Regions from separate parts of the Homo sapiens genome. Here region 1 is linked to region 2. Evidence: read pairs that join two places in POLR2A ChIA-PET (ENCODE). Cell type or tissue: OCI-LY7. All regions are shown on one strand. Each heading gives the region's core, and the rest is flanking DNA. Links, peaks and the distances in the headings are about the cores only.

What was found. Peaks named below come from ENCODE experiments on the same cell type or tissue, not always from the same donor. Only the 100,000 strongest peaks of a DNase experiment are listed, where the experiment ranks them.
Region 1: POLR2A ChIA-PET joins it to region 2 with 14 read pairs; 2 of 35 experiments call an interaction of 5 or more read pairs at or near these places.

Annotation. Positions count from the first base shown.
Region 1 is chr17:68,481,742-68,492,905 of GRCh38, forward strand. It overlaps a transcript of PRKAR1A not described here. Among named protein-coding and RNA genes, the nearest start is that of PRKAR1A, 25 kb to the right of the region's middle. In OCI-LY7, for the core only: no CTCF peak of the experiment used is centred there; DNase peaks (open chromatin) are centred at 3,649, 6,630 and 9,760; H3K4me3 peaks cover 2,695 bases; H3K27ac peaks cover 2,729 bases.
Region 2 is chr17:68,040,585-68,050,511 of GRCh38, forward strand. It overlaps KPNA2 (karyopherin subunit alpha 2), which reads left to right. Exons shown (of 11, transcript NM_002266.4): 4 at 94-182; 5 at 1,501-1,769; 6 at 2,321-2,415; 7 at 2,516-2,779; 8 at 3,254-3,487; 9 at 3,737-3,919; 10 at 5,188-5,337; 11 at 5,920-6,270. The coding sequence ends at 6,012. Among named protein-coding and RNA genes, the nearest start is that of KPNA2, 9.8 kb to the left of the region's middle. RefSeq lists a silencer at 7,656-7,856. In OCI-LY7, for the core only: no CTCF peak of the experiment used is centred there; no DNase peak of the experiment used is centred there; H3K27ac peaks cover 676 bases.

The DNA.
Region 1 (11,164 bases), core at 1,927-9,926, 440 kb after region 2:
GTGTGATATTATTTAGGCACCCATTGTATGCTGGTCAGTGGGGATATACACAGTTGAATAGACCATGTCAAAGCCAGTGGAAGCTTGAGTTGACAAGGAACACTTCTCGGATGGATGGAACTTAAACCGAGATTTGTTGATTACGGAAAAGGAGACATATGTGTGTCGAGTGCTTGCTTGGTACGTGCTAGGCAATGCGCTAGGTGCCAGGGCACAAAGTGGAAGAAATGCCCTACCTTTAAGGAGTTTATAATCCAGTGGGTGGAACCAGAGACAGACTAGGAGATGGGTCCTGACTGTGTGGCAAGTGCTGTGTGTTCCAGTGGGGGATGTAAAAGCCACCAGGGGAGCAAGAAGACAGGGCAGGTCAGAGACGATGTCTCCAAGGAGATGTTGGAGTTGAATTTTGAAAGATGAGTGGCGGTGAGTAGGATGAAGCGACAGGGAAAAAGACAGACGGATTTGACTGCATGTAATTTAAAACTTATGTCGTCTTTATTGGCAATTTACTATATGCCTGGCATAGTGGTGCATGTTTGCACACATTCTCATTTTAGCTTCACAAAAACCTTACGAAGATGTTATTACTCTTTGACAGACAAGGAAACTGAGGCTCAGTTGTTTGCCCAATGACACACAACTGTTGGGAGGTAAAACTGGAATTCAAATACAGTTTCATCTCATTTATATGCTATAATATAGAAACAAGGATTATTGGGACTTTTTTTACGGTGCTGTAATAAGGAAGCAATCACTAGCTTTTCAAGAGGAAAAAAATAAATATTTTAAATGGCAAAGACATTTAGGATTTTAAAATTCCTCTTTGTTTTCAAGTTTTGTACTTCCTTCACTCTGGGGCAATAACCCTAGACACCGGGTGAAGGTTAAATAGCTCATTAAGCTTAGCGTTATCAAACCAAATATTGCCCGTACAATAAAGGTAAAAAGAATGGGCAGAAAAGGAGGCTTTGTGTGTCTATCCATTGGCTCCCTTATCTGTTTTTACTAAGGTCAATCGGTGGACAAAGGAAGGGCCAGATGTCCTCAAATTGCCTTCAGCATATAAACTATTTGCTCTCAGCAAATATATCAACCATTCCCACACTGGGGTGACAGACCACCTGGAGCAAGCTATGAGTTTTCCAGGCAGAAAGTATTTCTTTATGATTCCAGCTTGATGTCTGATCATATCTGGATGTGGCTAATTGTTTGTCCTTAGTTTTGAGGAAGTCCAATTTATCAGTTTTTTTGAACAAATCATGCTGTGGTGTCAAACATAGGAAATCATTGGCTAACTTAAAGTCAGAAAAGAATTTCTTATGTTGTCTTCTACATATTCGTTAGTTTAGCTCTACATTGTGATCCATGATCTAGTTTGAGTTTTTTTTTTTGTCTATGATGTGCATGGACCCAAGTTCATATTGGTTCATACAAATCATCAAATTGCTCCAGCACCGGGCCAGGCGCAGTGGCTCACACCTGTAATCCCAGTACTTTGGGAGGCAGAGGTGGGTGAATCACCTGAGGTCAGGTGTTCAAGACCACCCTGGCCATTATGGTGAAACCCCATCTCTACTAAAAATACAAAAATAAGCTGGGCATGGTGGCCAGCCCCTGTAATCCCAGTTACTCAGGAGGCTGAGGCAGGAGAATCACTTGAACTCGGGAGACAGAGTTTGCAGTGAGCTGAGATGACGCCACTGCACTCCAGTCTGGGAAATAGAGCAAGACTCCGTCTTAAAACAAAACAAAACAAAAAAAGCTTCAGCACCATTTGTTGAGGAGGTGGTCCTTTTTCACTGCATTGCCTTCACATCCTTGTTAAAAATCAATTGTCAGGCCAGGTGCGGTGGCTCATGCCTGTAATCCCAGCACTTTGGGAGGCCAAGGCATGTGGATCACCTGAGGTCAGGAGTTCAAGACCAGCCTGACCAACATGGAGAAACCCTATCTCTACTAAAAATACAAAATTAGTTGGGTGTGGTGGCGCATGCCTGTAATCCCAGCTACTTGGGAGGCTGAGGCAGGAGAATTGCTTGAACCTGGGAGGTGGAGGTTGCGGTGAGCTGAATTCATGCCATTGCACTCCAGCCTGGGTAACAAGAGCAAAACTCCGTCTCAAAAAAAAAAAAAGAAAGAAAAGAAAAAAAATCAATTGTCCATATATGTGTGTGTTTGTTTCTAGACTCTGTTCAGTTCATTGATCTATTTGTTAATATTTATGCCAATACCATGTTGTTTTATTACTGGGGCTTTATAATGACTTTTGAAATTAGGTACCATTAGCCCTCCAACTTTGTTTTTGTTATTCTAGGTATTTGTGCCTTTCCTTATGAATTTTGGAATCAGCTTGTCAATGTCTACAAAAAATCCACAAACAACTGCAGGCATTTTTATTGGGATTGCCCTGAAACTATAGAGTAATATGGGGGAGAACTGACATCTTGGCAATACTGACTGTTTTGGCACACAAACAAATTAAATCTATCCATTTATTTAGGTCTTTAAAAATTCATCTCTGTAATGTGTTGTGGTGTCCAGTGTACTGCTCTTGCACATCGGTCAGATTTATCTTTAAATGTTTTGTATTTTTGATAGTATTAGAAATGGGAGTTTTAAATTTAAAATTTTTCATTGTTAGTAGATAGAAATTCAATTAATTTTTTTATTTTGACTTTGTATCCTACAACCTTGCTAAACTCACTTATCGTGGTATCTTTTTTTTTTTTTGTATTCCATCGGGTTTTCTACAATTTTACTTCTTCCTTTCTGATATGGATGCCTTTTATTTCTTGCTTTTGCCTTGTTGAACTGACTAGATCTTCCATTATAATGTTAAATAAGAGTGATGAGAGTGGATGACCTTGACTTGATCCTGATCTTAGATAGAAAGCATTCAGTCTTTCATCATTGAGTAAAATGTTCCAGGTTTTTCACAGATGTCCTTTAACAGGTTGAAAAAGCTCCATTTGGGTCAGTTTTGGAATCTCATCAAATGTAGCAAGAAAGGCTGACAAACAAAGTAGTGTTTTCCATCCCGACAGAGAAAGCAAGTGAGGGTGAAGTCTCAGATTCTGGAGACAATCCAAACTAACAAAATGTCCCTAAATTTGTCATGAAAATAAAAGTGGGGAGTCAAAGGATATTGTTCACTTTCATAGTTCAAGGCAAAGTTAAATGTGCTATGTTCACTTTAAAATGAATGTGTTTTCTGCCACAATGGCAAAGAATTAACAAATTAGCAATTTAGTTTGTAAGAGATCCACGGAATATATTAAGACATTGCAGATGTTATCTGTTTTACCAAGGACTCAAAGAACAACTTGAACTTCTATGATTTGCTGGATTCAAGGGCATACTGTGGGCTGCCTTTCTGCTAATTAGATTATTTTACCCACCAAACTATCATGGAAAAATGATCAAACAAGCAGTAGTTTACGCACATAGAACAATTTGCCTAGAATTGAAGGTAAGCTCAAGACAGATGGAGAGTGGGAAACAAAGATCAACTTCGCTTCCACAAATAGCTGAGTGCTGAGTGACCCCTAAAATGAGCTAATATTGGGCAAGGATATTGTCCTAGACCTCAGAGTTCCCCTTTATCCTTGGATTGTGTTGTATAATGCAGCAGTGGGTTTGCTTGGTAAAAGAGAAAGAGCAAAGTAAAAAAGGGGAAGACATCTGTTACTTCTATTGAGTTAAGCCTTCTAAAAATATTTCCCTTTTAGTGACCACTTGTTATTTTGACCCTTTGATCTTTTGCTTTGGAAATAGGACCTTTGAAACTCTTCTGCTTTCCTCCCTGTGTTTGTAAAATGATGATAATGCCCGCACCACAGAAGAAGAGACTCCGTTTTACATCCAAAGCTTTTGGAGATAAGGGGTTGAAGTGGCTGAAGGAGAAAACACTCCAATTATTCTTGCGAGGCATAAAGAATTACAGTTTTTCATCTAAAACTTTACTTAGAATCATTCCACTGATCCTAAAGAAACATACTTTAAGTTTCTTTATTTTGAGACAGAGTCTCACTCTGTTGCCCAGGCTGGAGTGCAGTGGCGTGATCTCAGCTCACTGCAGCCTCCACCCCCTGGGTTAAAGCGATTCTCCTGACTCAGTCTCCCAAGTAGCGGGGATTACAGATGCGTGCCACCATGCCTGGCTAATTTTTGTATTTTTAGTAGAGATGGGGTTCTACCATGTTGATCAGGCTGGTCTCCAAGTCCTGACCTCAAGTGATCTGCCCGCCTCAGCCTCCTAAAGTGCTGAGATTACAGGCGTGAGCCATCGTGCCCAGCCTAAGTTTCAGTGATCGAGCCCCACAATCCATAACATGTTTAGTGATTCAGTGAACTGTTGATTCATCAAAGGGAAAGAAGACATTCTCCCAGCAATCAGCCACTTTGCAATCAGTTTCACCTCAGTCACACTGGTGCCTGGACTAAGAGAAGAGCTCATGAGGTTTTTTTTTTTAATGTCCGCATAATTAAGGAGTCTTGGACATATACATGGCTTTGCAGGAAACTGTTCTATGAAGTGATTGGGCTGAAGTCTGTCACAGCATCAGGAGGCACAAGCTCCTTATCTTGGGGCTGCCTCTTCCTCCTTCTTCTCATCCCCCTCTTCCTCTTATTCTTTCTTTCTTTCTCTTTCTTTCTTTCTTTCTTTCTTTCTTTCCTTCCTTCTTTCTTTTCCTTCCTTCCTTCCTTCCCTCTTTCTTTCTTTCTTTCTCTCCTTCCTTCCTTCCTTCCTTCCTTCCTTCCTTCCTTCTTTCTTTCTTTCTTTCTTTCTTTCTTTCTTTCTTTCTTTCTTTCTTTCTTTCTTTCTTTCTTCTTTCCTTCCTTCCTTCCTTCTTCTGCTTTCCTTCTTTTCTCTCCTTCCTCCTTCTCCTTCTCCTAATTAGCTTTCTCTTCCCTCTTCCTATTATAAAAATAAATTATGCTCATTGTAGAAAGTGAAAATATAGTGTGACTGTGTACTTTTGCTCTGGAATGAAACTTGAGCTGAAAATCTGGTTCCATTGCTAACCAGCTGCATTACCTTACAGAAGTCACTCATCTAATATGCCTGTGCCTCAGGTACCCAAGTGTTAATGGGTATACTAATGCTAGTTACCTCCCAAAGTCGATGTTGTGCGGATTTTTTTTTTTCTCAGATGATGTCTTGCTCTGTCACCTCAGCTGGAGTGCAGTGGCATGATCTCGGCTCACTGCAACCTCCGCCTCCCAGGTTCAAGCAATTCTCCCAACTCGGCCTCCCCAGTAGCTGGGATTACAGGTTTCTGCCACCGCACCCGGCTAATTTTTGTATTTTTAGTAGAGATGGGATTTCACCATGTTAGCCAGGCTGGTCTCGAACTCCTGACCTCGTGATCCGCCCGCCTCGGCCTCCCAAAGTGCAGGGATTACAGGCGTGAGCCACTGCGCCCGGCCTGTTATGTGAATTTAATAAGACATTCATGTACACACATTGCACAGTGCCTGGCACATAGGGAAATCTCAAAGTATGGTTTTGTTAATAAAAATCAGAAAAATGTAGATAACCAACATTATAATTCAACTGCTGGGAAATAAACTTTACCTCCAGGTACATTTTTACATTCTAGTGTTTTCAAATGAAGGCTACCAAGTTAATTAATCAATACTTACTTAGCCTAACACTATGGTATATATTGAGAGGCATATAGTTATAACTTAAGCCAACGTTTCCTGACTTTCTCCTGTGCTAATAATTTTTCTGTATTCATTCATTCATTATTGACTTATTGGAAAAGTGGTTTGGGGTCGGGCGCGGTGGTTCACCTATAATCCCTGCACTTTGGGGGGCCAAGGCGGGTGGATTGCTTGAGGTCTGGAGTTCAAGACCAGCCTGACCGACATCGTGAAACCCCATCTTTACTAAAAACACAAAAATTAGCCGGGACTGGTGGTGGGCACCTGTAATCCCAGCTATTCAGGAGGCTGAGGCAGGAGAATGGCTTGAAGCAGGAGGCGGAGGTTGCAGTGAGCTGAGATCACGCCACTGCACTCCAGCCTGGGCGACAGAGTAAGACCTCATCTCAGACAAAAAAAAAAAAGAAAAAAGAAAAAGGAAAGAAAAGTGGTTTTGTGGTTATTTTGCATTTTCTTTGTGCCAGATAGTGTTCTGGGTATCAGAGGCATAACAGTGAACAACAATAATAATGAAAAAAAACTCAAAAATAAATAAAAAAAATGCACTCATGAAGCTTACGTTTGTATGAAAGAGAGAGAGAGGGAATAAACAGACTAGAGAAATTCATGTAATACGTCAGATCGTGATAAATATGAAGCACAGGGGAGTAGGGGGGTGGCATGGGGAGAGTTGCAATTTGAAGATGGCCAGGTGGCTTTTGAGCACAGACCCAAGGAAGTGGGGCAGTGAGCCCTGAGGCTGTTTGGGGAGGTCTATGTTTCAGGTGGAGGGAACAGCCTGCCCTGAGATCGAGGTGGGCCTGGCTTATTTGAGCAACAGCCAGGATGTCTGTGGCTGGAGAAAGGTGGGAGCAGGAGAGAAGAGCTGAGGTCTGAGTCTGACAGTGGCCAGATCTAAGGAGCTTGCACGCCATTGCAAGGCTTCTCTGTCCCATATATACAACCTGATTGGCTTCTGGCCTGCTTTGACCTATGAAATGAGAGAGGAAGTGGCAAGTGTCCCTCTCAGGAAGAAGCTTTAAGAGCCAGCATGGGGCTGGGTGCAGTGGCTCATGCCTGTCATCGCAGCACTTTGGGAGGCCGAGGTGGGAGGATCACTTGAGGTCAGGAGTTCCAGACCAGCCTGACCAACATGGCAAAACCCCATCTCTACTAAAAATACAAAAAAAATTATCTGGATGATGTGGCTCAAGCTTGTAATCCCAGCTACTTGGGAGGCTGAGGCAGGAGAATTGCTTGAACTGGGAGGCAGAGGTTGCAGTGAGCTGAGATCATGCCACTGCACTCCAGCCAGGGCAACAGAGTGAGACTCCATCTCAAAACAAAAAAAAAAAAAAAAAAAAAGAGCCAGCGTGGGCTTCTCCATCATTCCTTTCCCTCTGCCACATGGTTCTATAAAGAGGTCACCTTTTAGACCTGAGCTCTGGAGTGAAGAAACTATGGAACTGGATGTCAGGCTCCCTGGTGGATATGGTGTGAGAAATAAGCTTTCAGAGGGCTCTTTCTCTATCCTGTGTCTGAATTGGGCTTGTCTTGAAGCTGTGTGTGTAAAGCACTTTACACAATTTTTAAAATATTTATTTTTTATTTTTTAAAAATTTGAAAAAAAATGCTCAGATTTTTCCTAAGGCTTGTCTGAATAAGTTTGGGCTATTTCTAAACCCCAGAGGTGGGGCTGACCAGATTGAAGTTATCGGTTAAAGATTTAGGTAGCTTTCCTAGGAGAAATAGGATAGAGGTTGGGTAAATACTAAGTGAGCACCCATCTTGGAAAGTATATATATATATATATATATATATATATATATATATATATATGGAAAGTATATATATATATATATATATATATGGAAAGTATATATATATATATATATATATGGAAAGTATATATATATATATGGAAAGTATATATATATATATATGGAAAGTATATATATATATATATATGGAAAGTATATATATATATGGAAAGTATATATATATATGGAAAGTATATATATATATATGGAAAGTATATATATATGGAAAGTATATATATATATAAATGGAAAAAATATATATATATGGAAAGTATATCTATATATATAGATAGTATATATATATGGAAAGTGTATATATATATATGTATATATGGAAAGTATATATATACACACATACTTCTCTTTTTGAGAAAGAGTCACCCATGCTGGAGTGCAGTGGTGCAATCTCAGCTCACTGCAACCTCTGCCTCCCAGGTTCAAGTGATTCTCATGCCTCAGCCTCCCAAGTAGCTGGGATTACAGGTGCGTGTCATCACACCCGGCAAATTTTTTTTTTTTCTTTTTAGTAGAGACGGGGTTTCGCCACGTTGGCCAGCCCGGTCTCGAACTCCTGACCTCAAGTGATCCACCCACCTTGGCCTCCCAAAATTCTGGGATTATAGGCGTGAGGCACCACGCCTGGCTGGAGAGTATATTTTTGCTCCAAAGAGGTGTGGGGTATTTAGATATTACCAGGGACTGGTGGGAGAATGGTAATTGGTCCCTTAAGTAATATAAAGGGGTGTGAATCTTTTCTTTTAGAGAGAGGGAATGCCATTTGCCCTGATTACTCAACAGGATTTGGAGGAGAGTTGTTTAGAAAAGGAGATGAGCACAGAATAGGCAGCTTTTGAACCCAAAAGGGAAATGTGTCATTTTACTTGCCTCCCTTGGCTTGTCTTGTTGATGACGATGTCTGGTTTGGAAGCCAGCCGGCCTGAGCAGACAGCCCTTCAGCTCCAGGCTAACAGGGGTTGGGATTCTGTCCCAGGGTCCCTTTGGCCCTCTGGGCAGTCCCATTTCACTGGCTGAGCTTGTGGCAGAGGGGGCAAGCGTGCGGGGCCTTTCCCCATTTATCCCATTGGGGCCCTTTGTTTTCCAGTGTCCTGGCTTTTTGTACCTTTGGCAGTTACCTGGAGGAGTATCCTTAGGGCAACATGGAGAGTGCTGGAGAGCTTGTAAAGCAGCCAGTTGTTGAGGTTGCCTCTTGTCCCGCATTTCTCCTTTTTCTTAGCCCTGTCCTCCTATTCTGATCTGGGTTATAAAAGACAGAGGAGGCTAATCTGAGGACCTCCTGCACAGGGAGTGTTGGGTTCCATGGCTGAGTTTTGTAATTTCCTTCCAGTTCATTTTTAGGCCAAGCAGTATCACAAAGGAAAACTTTTTTTTTTCTTAAGGTTTGGGGTAATAAAACTTTTCCCAGTTTTGGGGATGCATCTGAGGGGCGTGTCCTGTGGTATGGAGATGCGATTACCCATCTGTGAAGAGAGAATAGAGGAGAAAAAGGAAAAAAGAAAGCACTCCCTCTACTTTCCTATTATCCTGAATGGGGCATCCCTCATCATCCTTTGGGTTCCAGAATGAAGCAGTCTTATCGTGTACCCTTGGCCCCATCTCGTCACATTACCCGCTTGAGAACAGAGGAGATACTGGAGTGAAGAGTGGGTCCCATGTTTATCCTTGAGGTTCTAGAGTGAACTGTCTTACTGTATACCTCTAACCTTGCCTTCATCTCTGTTCTAATGGTAATCTGTTAGCCTGGGATCAGCCTTCATCTCTGTCCTATGGGTCTCCTGTGCCTGTGGCCTTGGACCAGCCTGTATCCTTGTCTCCAAGACTCTCACTCAGAGCATTTTAGCAAAAAAATGATTATTTCTTTCTTTCTTTTTTTTTTTTTTTGAGACAGAGTCTGGCTCTGTCACCCAGGCTGGAGTGCAATGGCATGATCTCAGCTCACTGCAACGTCTGCCTTCTGGGTTCAAGTGATTTGCCTGCCTCAGCTTCCCAAGTAGCTTGGATTACAGGCATGTGCCACCATGCCCAGCTAATTTTTGTATTTTTATTAGAGATGGGATTTCACCAAGTTGGCCAGGCTGGTCTTGAACTCCTGAGCTTAGGTGATCTGCCCGCTTCAACCTCCCAAAGTGCTGGGATTACAGGCGTGAGCCACCGCGCCCAGCCAAAATGATTATTTCCTTTGTCAGATGCCTAGTTCCCATGTTCTTCAAGTAGACAAGAAGCCTGTTTTTCAGCTCACTGCTGCAAAGGGGCTGGACTTCCCTCCCTGCAAGATTTGAATATGACCTTGCAGGACTTGATGCTTGTTGAGAAGGGCGTGGAAGTAATTAGAGAAGTGGAGGCTCCAGGAGGAAGTGGGAGGAAGTGGGAGGAAGTGAGAGGAACACTTGTGGAAAGCCTTCATATGCTTGCAAAAAGAGCAGACCTCGGATTCAAGAGGGCAATATTCATTTGCCCTCTTGACATAAAGTAGCAACCTCTGGAGGACTTGGGGCTTGGAGTAAGAACTCACAAATAGCAAAAGCAGAATTTCCCCTCCTCCCAAGTGGTGCTAACGCACAAAAAAAAAAAGAAAAAAGTAGGTGGGATCCTTAAAGGGCCAGAAGAAGGCCCTATGGAGGTGGACAAACTGCTTCAAAAGCCACCAGAAAACTTGGTCCTGTGGCATAACAGGAACAAAAAGCATATGGTAAGTCATAAGGAGCTGGCAGAGCCAGAGTTCCAGTTAGTGTCTGTCCTGGCCATGGGCCAGCAGACAGGGGAAGGGTTGGAGGTCATCCAAGCTGTTAGGTTAAAACCAAGTATAAATCTCAGGAGATATCCGCAAGGAAGCCTGTGTCTTTTCTGCCATGCAAAAGCCGCAGGCACATGAATAACAGGGAGCGTGTGTTTAAGAAGTCATGTGGCATTCGAAGTGAAAGCCAAGTGGCTGACTTGCTCCTGAGGCCGATGGTTCATTCGGCAGGTGCTCAAGGCCGCTTTTCAGGAGACACAGGAAAACAGAAGAACAGGCAGTGCGGGTTCTTGGGAAAGAGCCGATCTTATTTGAAAAAGCAGAGGACACCCCAGATATTGCACGGTTTGAGGCTTTAGCTTTACCACCCTCATGAGCCTCTTGTCCAGGAGGGTCATTAGTGCCTTAGTTCTACTTGGTGCAGACCCCAAGGTTCTTCCCACCCCTGCGAGCCAGCCGTCAGGGTGAGCAGAAAATCAGCCATGGGAGCAGAGCCACTGTGACTGAGAGGAATTGTTTTGGGCGTTGGTTAGTGAGCAGGAGAGCGAAAGGGAGAAGAAAACTGTACAGGGGTTGAATGCCTGCAGCTGAAGAAGGTGTAGAGATCTCTAACCACTAGGGAACATATGTGAGCTATGCAGCGCCAAAGTGTGTTAGCGCTTGGGAACGTATCCAAGTCACACAGCACCCAAGTATGCTACTGGCGGTGAATCTGTATCAGTATGAGTCTGCAGCAACCTCAATTCTTGCCTCCTCAGAAGAAAGAATTTGACTGAGGGGCATAAGGCAGAAGGAGAGACCAAGGCAAGTTTTAGAGCAGGAGTGCAAGTTTATTAAAAACTTTAGACTCCATCCAGGTCCCTACAAAGGACATGATCTCATTCCTTTTTTATGGCTGCATAATATTCCATGATGTATATGTATCACATTTTCTTTATCCAGT
Region 2 (9,927 bases), core at 342-8,341:
ACGATGTTTACACTTGCCTTCACAAGTAAGTGTGGATTTTATTGTTTGTATTTAATCTTAATGATAATGTGCAAACTTTCACTTTTCTTCTAGGGCACTGTAAATTGGTCTGTTGATGACATTGTCAAAGGCATAAATAGCAGCAATGTGGAAAATCAGCTCCAAGCTACTCAAGCTGCCAGGTAAGTCTTGTCTGCGATAGCATGGGTAGCCTAAGAAATTTGTGTTTTTAGATTTTTTTTTGGGGGGTGGGGCAGGAAGGGACAGACAGATAGTACAAGGAAAGATTAGGCCAGCCAGCCATAAGCCAAATAGTATTTTTTATTTATTAATTTTTTTGAGAGGGGAGGCCTTGCTATTTTGCCCAGGCTGGCCTGGAATGCCTGGGTTCAAGCAGTCCTCTGACCTCAGCCTCCTGAAGTGCTGGGATCACAGGTGTGTGCCATTGCACCTGCCCATAAAGTTTTTACCAAAGTAATGTTTCAAGTCACTGGCAGGGGAAGGAAGAAATAAATAGTAAGTGGGATTGAGACATGCATTTAGAATGATAGATCCATTTAGGAGATAAGTATAATTTGACCTTTACCTCCCACTATACGTGGATATTTATGATATAATAGAAAGGATTAATAAGTTCTATAGCTTGACAGTGTGCAGAAGAAAAATTTCAATGGTAAATTATCATTAAAAAGTTCTAGGCTGGGTGCTGTGGCTCATTCCTGTAATCCCAGCACTTTGGGAGGCCAAGGGGTCGGTTACTTGAGCCCAGGAGTTTGAGACCAGCCTGGGCAACATGGTGAGAGCCAGTTTCTACAAAAGAAATTATTAGCTGGGTGTGGTGGCACATGCCTGTAATCTCACGTGTTTGGGAGGCTCAGGCACAATAATCACTTGAACCCAGCAGGCGGAGGTTGCAGTGAGCTGAGATCTTGCCACTGCATTCCAGCATGGCGACAGAGCAAGACTCTGTCTCAAAAAATAAATAAATAAAATAACTTGGGTGTGGCGGTGCACACTTGTCGTCCCAGCTACTAAGGAGGCTGAGGTGGGAGGATCACTTGAGCCCAGGAGGTCGAGGCTGCAGTGAGCTGTGATCGTGGCACTGCACTCTAGCCTGAGTGGAGTGAGATCCTATTTCAAAAAAACAAAATGTGCTTAACCACAACTATCAGAACAAATTCAGTGAGAGTATAACCCTGTCAGAATGTGAAAAGTTTTTTTAAAAAGTGACAAGATCTGGAGTAGATTTCTGCAGGGATGGAAAGGAGGGTAATCTACATTAATTTCTGGAAAAATGGTAGTTAATTATACCGCATACATAGCACCATACAAGTAATCTGTTCAGCTTCTCTTAGGTTCCAGAATGTCTCAGCATTTAGTGATTTACTTAAAAGGTTGTCTGAAGTTCTAAACTCTTGAATTGCATTTTATATTGGTTTTTACACAAACTCCTTTTGTTAATCACTGTCAACTTTTATTTCTCTTTTTGTTCCCCTTTAGGAAACTACTTTCCAGAGAAAAACAGCCCCCCATAGACAACATAATCCGGGCTGGTTTGATTCCGAAATTTGTGTCCTTCTTGGGCAGAACTGATTGTAGTCCCATTCAGTTTGAATCTGCTTGGGCACTCACTAACATTGCTTCTGGGACATCAGAACAAACCAAGGCTGTGGTAGATGGAGGTGCCATCCCAGCATTCATTTCTCTGTTGGCATCTCCCCATGCTCACATCAGTGAACAAGCTGTCTGGGCTCTAGGAAACATTGCAGGTACTTGGACTTGAAGTTCTTTTGACTGAATGTATCTAATCGTAATTAGTTGGAAGAAAGGCCTTGTTATAAGTAATAGTGACTTTGTCAAGTTTTGAGCTTGCTTTCAAGCCCTTATTAGGAATGAAAGTGTCGTCTTTACAAAGGCAGCAGAGGGCCATCTAAGTAAGTTTGGGAGTTTTTGCTGGTGCATTCAGTCACTGAAAATTGATGGTGTTGGACAAGGTAATAAAATTAATCTTGCCTCGGCCGGGCATGGTGGCTCACGCCTGTAATCCCAGCACTTTGGGAGGCAGAGGCGGGTGGATCATGAGGTCAGGAGATTGAGACCATCCTGGCTAACACAGTGAAACCCCACCTCTACTAAAAATACAAAAAATTAGCCGGGCGTGGCGGCGGGCGCCTGAGGCTGAGGCAGGAGAATGGCTTGAACCCAGGAGGCGGAGCTTGCAGTGAGCCGAGATCGCGCCACTGCACTCCAGCCTGGGCGACAGAGAGAAACTCCGTCTCAAAAAAAAAAAAAAAAAAATTAATCTTGCCTTTTTTTTCAGGTGATGGCTCAGTGTTCCGAGACTTGGTTATTAAGTACGGTGCAGTTGACCCACTGTTGGCTCTCCTTGCAGTTCCTGATATGTCATCTTTAGCAGTAAGTTACTAACATGAGTAAAGTTACTCACTTCTTCATTCTAATTTCCCCCATCTTCTCAAAAGACAGAACCTCTCATTGCCTATTTTTTTTCCCCCAGTGTGGCTACTTACGTAATCTTACCTGGACACTTTCTAATCTTTGCCGCAACAAGAATCCTGCACCCCCGATAGATGCTGTTGAGCAGATTCTTCCTACCTTAGTTCGGCTCCTGCATCATGATGATCCAGAAGTATTAGCAGATACCTGCTGGGCTATTTCCTACCTTACTGATGGTCCAAATGAACGAATTGGCATGGTGGTGAAAACAGGAGTTGTGCCCCAACTTGTGAAGCTTCTAGGAGCTTCTGAATTGCCAATTGTGGTAAGTTATTTACTTGTAGATTAGGACATAAGTATAAGAAGCATGATCAGGGCTGGGCGTGGTAGTGGTGGCTCACACCTGTGTAATCCCAGCACTTTGGGAGACCAAGGCAGGTGGATCACCTGAGGTCAGGAGTTCGAGACCAGCCTGGCCAACATTGTGAAAGCCCATCTCTACTAAAAATACAAAGAAATTATCTGGACATGGTGGCACGTGTCTGTAATCTCAACTACTCGGGAGGCTAAGGCAGGAGAATTGCTTGAATCTGGGAGGCAGAGGCTGCAGTGACCCGAAATCGTGCCATTATACTCCAGTCTCTCAAAAAAAAAAAAAAAAGCATAATCAGTTGATAGTAATATTGAAATATTGCCTATTTCAGGCCATGATGGGCCTCTTGTTAAAACTTTTAGGGTATAGAATTTCTAAAGTGCTGGGGAAAAAATAACCAGCATCAACATATTTTTTTTTTTTCAGACTCCTGCCCTAAGAGCCATAGGGAATATTGTCACTGGTACAGATGAACAGACTCAGGTTGTGATTGATGCAGGAGCACTCGCCGTCTTTCCCAGCCTGCTCACCAACCCCAAAACTAACATTCAGAAGGAAGCTACGTGGACAATGTCAAACATCACAGCCGGCCGCCAGGACCAGATACAGCAAGTTGTGAATCATGGATTAGTCCCATTCCTTGTCAGTGTTCTCTCTAAGGTAACGAAGTCTTAGGATTTAATCAAGTCATTTTTAGTATTTATAGAAAGCTGTGCTTGATAAGCTTCTTCACGTGCAAGAATCTTGGGTTCTACTAGGAGTCCTTTGCTGAACAATACCCAGTAACCCCTTTTACTTAAGGTTGGATAGAACCTTGGTACTTTCAGTCATTGTTTTTGTGAAAAAGTACTCTTGGAATCTTATTTGTGCAACTGTTCTGAAATAAAACCATTTCCTTATGTTTAATAGGCAGATTTTAAGACACAAAAGGAAGCTGTGTGGGCCGTGACCAACTATACCAGTGGTGGAACAGTTGAACAGATTGTGTACCTTGTTCACTGTGGCATAATAGAACCGTTGATGAACCTCTTAACTGCAAAAGATACCAAGATTATTCTGGTTATCCTGGATGCCATTTCAAATATCTTTCAGGTAAGTCCTATCAAGGTGGCTTTGTTTGAATTTGGACTTGATAATAATCAGTTTACTATTTAGACTTGGGGGAGGGCAGCTGTAAGTTTACTCACTAGTAAGCCACAGAATCAGAAAGCCTGTTTATGTGGCCACCCCTTTGATTAAAAATGAGGCAGGCATTATAAAAGATACAAAAGAGACGACAAGTGGATGGTGTGACCTGAATCGGAGTCAGGCGCTTATGTGGACTCATCACACCTGTTTACTTGGTTGATTTAATTTCCCAATTTCATACCGATTTTTGGTGACATTAAATTTGAATGACTTGGCCAGGCACGGTGGCTCATGCCTGTAATCACAGCACTTTGGAAGTCCGAGGTGGGTGGATCACCTGAGGTCAAGAGTTCGAGACCAGCCTGGCCAACATGGCGAAACCCTGTCTCTGCTAAAAATGCAAGAATTAGCCATGTGTGGTGGTGGGCGCCTATAATCCCAGCTACTCAGAAGGCTGAGGCAGGAGAATCGCTTGAACCCGGGAAGCGGAAGTTGCAGTGAGCCAAGTTTGTGTTATTGCACTCCAGCTTGGGCAAGAGTGAAACTGTCTTAAAAAAAAAAAAAAAAAAAGTTGAGCCTTCAATAATGGATGCTAGCGTATCTGTTACTGTGTATAAATAATTTGTCAGTATGTGGCCAGTATTTCTTCTTCCCCTCATCTAATCCCCTAAGTTATTTTGAAGCAAATCTGTTTTTTTCATCTATAGATATTTATGTATCTCTTTAAGGTTGAAAATTTAAAGGAAAACTAACCTACATACCATTCCATATGTCCAGTAAATCCTTAATACCAACACACATTCTGTTTGGGGACGTTTAGTTTAGCACTCCATAGGCCATCTTTGCCCTTAGACACCTTGACTACACCTTGTGATGACATAGGATGCTTTATGAAACAATACACCCCTGTTCCCATAGCAGACCAGTTGAACTGGAATGTAGTGTTGTTTTAAAAGTTGCCCGCATGATTTTGATACATAGAAAAGGTTGGGAGCTACTACTGATTGTAAGATCTTTGGCTCCAGTTGAAGTAGTGCTAAAAGCAGGTACAGATCCAATCACATTGAGTGTCAACAAAATATAAAATGGACATAAAACTATGATAGGCTTGATGAAGGAATTGTTAGGTGCTTATTTCTGCCTGACGTATCAATATTCAAATTATTGATGTTTTCTTCATTAAAATAAAACCAGAGTATATGCCAGTAAACTTGGATTTTTTTTTTTTTTAGGCTGCTGAGAAACTAGGTGAAACTGAGAAACTTAGTATAATGATTGAAGAATGTGGAGGCTTAGACAAAATTGAAGCTCTACAAAACCATGAAAATGAGTCTGTGTATAAGGCTTCGTTAAGCTTAATTGAGAAGTATTTCTCTGTAGAGGTGAGTAATGGATGGTAATATTAATAACAACTTGGAAACATAAAGTCAAGGCCATAAGCCTTTTTTTCCCTTTTAAAAATAAGTGTCATATCTTTGTTAAATATAGTAAAATATCAGTGTGCATGGGACATAATGTACTTATTTGCCCCTCTAGTTTGGCTTGATGGTAATAAAATCTTTTTAAACTGAGATTTTAAAAGCCACCAGATTAGTTTCAAATGAACAACCTTGAGAATCTTAGAATATCTTGAGGGTAAGTTAACGGGTGTCATTGTAGGAGGTGATAGAGAAGTAGGCCAAACTCATCACCATGCTCTGGGCCTAATACAGTCTTTTCCTATTGAAAAGTGACGGTTGGGGAAGAAAAAAATCTCGGCCTGTTTGTGTTACTGTAGTAGCTAGCATTTATGAATTGGCAAAGTTTCAGAGACCCTCCCTCCTCTATGTCAAATACTATAATATCATACAGGATTAAAGGTGTAATATGCAGATCAAGACCTAGAGATTAAATACAGACTTCAGGTAGGCTGCTGCTTGGAATACTTATATCATTTTTATACTTATTTTTTAATATATTTCCAGGAAGAGGAAGATCAAAACGTTGTACCAGAAACTACCTCTGAAGGCTACACTTTCCAAGTTCAGGATGGGGCTCCTGGGACCTTTAACTTTTAGATCATGTAGCTGAGACATAAATTTGTTGTGTACTACGTTTGGTATTTTGTCTTATTGTTTCTCTACTAAGAACTCTTTCTTAAATGTGGTTTGTTACTGTAGCACTTTTTACACTGAAACTATACTTGAACAGTTCCAACTGTACATACATACTGTATGAAGCTTGTCCTCTGACTAGGTTTCTAATTTCTATGTGGAATTTCCTATCTTGCAGCATCCTGTAAATAAACATTCAAGTCCACCCTTTTCTTGACTTCACCATGCCTATGTGTTGCTTTCTAATTTGGGGCCTTTAATGTTGCTAGTGAAAGGTAACCTGTCCAAACTGATGGGATTAACCAGAGGTAGTCCTGGCTGCAGTTTTTGCAGAAGAATGAATAACATTTTCTGGAAACCCTCAGCCAGTGTCTCCTTAAGTCTCCTTGGCCAGGGAGATGGGCTAAACACCGTAAATTTAATCATAAATCTCTGCTGGAGCTACAAATGGAATTCTTTCCTCCCAAACTTCAAGGCCGAATGGGGTTCCAAGGTAAATCACGGCTGCACATGGGCCTCATCTGGGAAAGTACCCAGTTCTGTTTCGTTGATGAGGGGCATGAGGGTCCACCATGTGTCTTTTTTAAAAATGTAATTCCCAAGGGCTCCTGTACAGTGTAGGTTGATAGCCACTACTCTTTGAGATGGTGTCTCGCTCTGTCACCCAGGCGAAACCCTGTCTCTAGTAAAAATACAAAAAATTAGCTGGGATTACAGGCATGGTGGTGGGAGCCTGTAATCCCAGCTACTCAGGAGGCTGAGGCAGGAGAATCGCTTGAACTCCGGAGGCGGAGGTTGCAGTGAGCTGAGATTGCGCCACTGCACTCCAGCCTTGGTGACAAGAGCGAGACTCTTGTCTAAAAAAAAATCCCCTTTGATAATATATCTTTACCTATAACTTTAATTTTTGTATTTGTTTTTGTTGTAAGCAAGGGAGGAAAGGTAATATTCCTAATACCATTTGGCAATTATAGTAAAAACTGCTGACACTTACTTTGCTTGTTGAAATAATCTGAAAAGAGTAACATTAAAAGATGTCAGTGTTAAACATTTCACAAAGTATTCTTTCATTGCTATATTGCATTTTGGCTAAAAATAATCAGGCTACTTGATTATTTTTAGAACAAAGGAAATCAACATTCTGTTTCCTAATGTTGATTTTTTTTTTCTCTCATCAATCTGGCTGCATCATCACTGAAGAAAAAACGGGGTAATTTTTCGTTACTGTAAATCCTTATTGTTAAGATTTTTTATTTCAGCATTTGGCTGCTTTAATTGCATAACAGCAGTAAGAGCAAAGTCAGTTTTGTTCATAGGAGCCATTGGAAACCTTGTCAGATACAGGACCCAAGTTCAGAAGGCCATTAAGGCCTGGCTGCTCCTTACCCCTCTCCACCCTTGCTGGAGCTTGCCAAAACCCAGTGGACTGATTTTGGAAAGCCCTTGAAACGTGTCATTTCACTAATGGTGCTTTCTTTTGGGATTGGGCTGTTGACCTAATTTGTGATGAACAAAACCCGGCCAAATCATGCAGCCTCCCTCTAACTCCCCATGGGAAAGTGTTAGAGAAAAGTGTTTTAGCAACATCACCCATTTAAGTTTCATAACCCCAGCTAATAAAAATGATAAGAAACACCCAAGCTATCAACTAGGGTTTTTTGAGGGCAGAAGTGCAATTTAATTTTGAGCACTTGCATGTTAAATGACATGTTGGCATAGTTTGAAAGCTAATTCTAGTGTCTGAACGCTCAGTTCCTCCTAAATATTTGGGACAGTTTCATAACACTGTGTAGGAGGTGTATGCATCGAACCCTCTTAAACTGATCAGTTCGTGCGTTCCAGGCTTTTCACAATCGTAAATGTCTTTTCCCATCCTAGTTGTGGGAGGTAGCATGGTGCAGTGAAGTGGACTAGTATTTAAGAGCCAGATCTGTCTGAATTCAAATCCTGCCTCTTTATTGTGTCAGTGAAAGACCTTTTGGTGGGGCAGCTAAGTGCTGGCATAAGAAAAGTATAGATACTAATTCCTACATAATAGAAATATCCTAGATGAGTATTACGGCTATTCCAAACTTTTTGTTTTTGGGAATAGCTGTAATAACTGAAGAAACAAAGTTTCGCTGTGTTGCCCAGGCTGGTCTCAAATTCCTGGCCTCAAGCTATCCTCCTGCCTCAGCTTCCCAAAGTGCTGGGATTTGCAGGAATGAGCCACTGCACCTGGCTGCCTCCAACCTTTTAACACCAAAGATTTCTGTTTGTTCTTACATAGACTCTTGTTTTGATATATTTTACCTTCTAGGCTAAGTTGATTATTACTCTTCTTTTTTTTTCCCCCTTATCAGTCAGATACACATAACATAAGATGACCATACTGGATTGTTCATATACTTAATGATGGGATTCTACCGAAAAGTCAGATGTTTTGTCAGCCTTTAGGTCTTTTAGGGGCTTGGCATAGCTTTCTGAACAGTGGAACTGGCTCAAGGAGGGCCCACTGTGACTAAGTTCCTAGACTGGCTGTTAGCCTTTGCAGTATCTCAGTGAGAGGTCCAGCTGTCTTCCTGTGCCCACTGGTTCCCTTTCTCTTAATTCTATTGGACGTAATAATTGGAGCACCTCCTCCCCTAACTTCTCATTGGCCATGAGAACAGGACTGAACCACCCAAGTCCAACTTGGTGATGGAAGCTTGTCAGTATCAATACCTGATAGGCCCCTAATACTAGTGTTAATGAAGTTTCTTTAATGAGCAAACACTTGACTGTTGAGACAGCCACCACAAAGCCATATTTTCTACTATGAAGAAACTCATGTTTAGAACTTGAACAAGTTTAGGCAGAAATATTGGAAGCTTATCCATAAAAACAAGGGAATATGAGGAAAGATTGGATGAATGAGAAAACTTTGAATCAATTCAAAATTAAAATTAATGGTCAAAGGATGATATCCAGAAGGCATCTCCCGATTGTGGCTGCAAAAATACATATTTTAAAAGCAAAACTGTTGAAATAGAGGAGAAATGTAGAAAAACATGTACGAATGAGATGGTCTTTTTCTTTTTTTTTGAGATGGAGTTTTGCTCTCGTTGCCCAGGCTAGAGTGCAATGGTGTGATCTCAGCTCACTGCAACCTCCGCCTCCCAGGTTCAGGAGATTCTCCCGACTCAGCTTCCCGAGTAGCCAGGATTACAGACATGCACCACCACACCAGGCTAATTTTGTATTTTTAGTAGAGATGGGGTTTCTCCATGTTGGTCAGGGTGGTCTCAAACTCCCGACCTCAGGTGATCCGCCTGCCTGGGCCTCCCAAAGTGCTGGGATTACAGACATGAGACACCACGCCTGGCCAAGATGGTCTCTTTCAACCCTTTGTCTTAGACTAAAGTTGTAGGTGACCAATGACTGTCACCCTACTCTGTTCTTGCCCATCCTTTCAACCAACATCTCAGCCACTCAGCAAAGATTAACTTGGGGAACACAAAACTAATTCATTTTCCTTACTTTCTCTCCCTTTCCCTTCCCTTTCCCATCCCTTTCCCTTCCCTTCCCTTTCTTTCTCCCTTCCTTCCTTCTTCTCTTTCTCTCTCTCACTCTTTCTTTTTCTCTCCCTCTCTCCCCTCCCTCCCTCCTTCCTTCTTCTCTTTCTCTCTTTCTTTTTGCTCTCCGTGTCTCCCCTCCCTCCCTCCTTCCTTCTCTTTCTCTCTTTCTTTTTGCTCTCCCTCTCTCCCCTCCCTCCCTCCTTCCTTCTTCTCTTTCTGTCACTCTTTCTTTTTTCTCTCCCTCTCTCCCCTCCCTCCCTCCTTCCTTCCTTCCTTCCTTCCTCTTTCTTTCTTCCTTTTCTTCCTGGTAACTCTTTAAAATGTATTTTCCTAGTTACAGAAA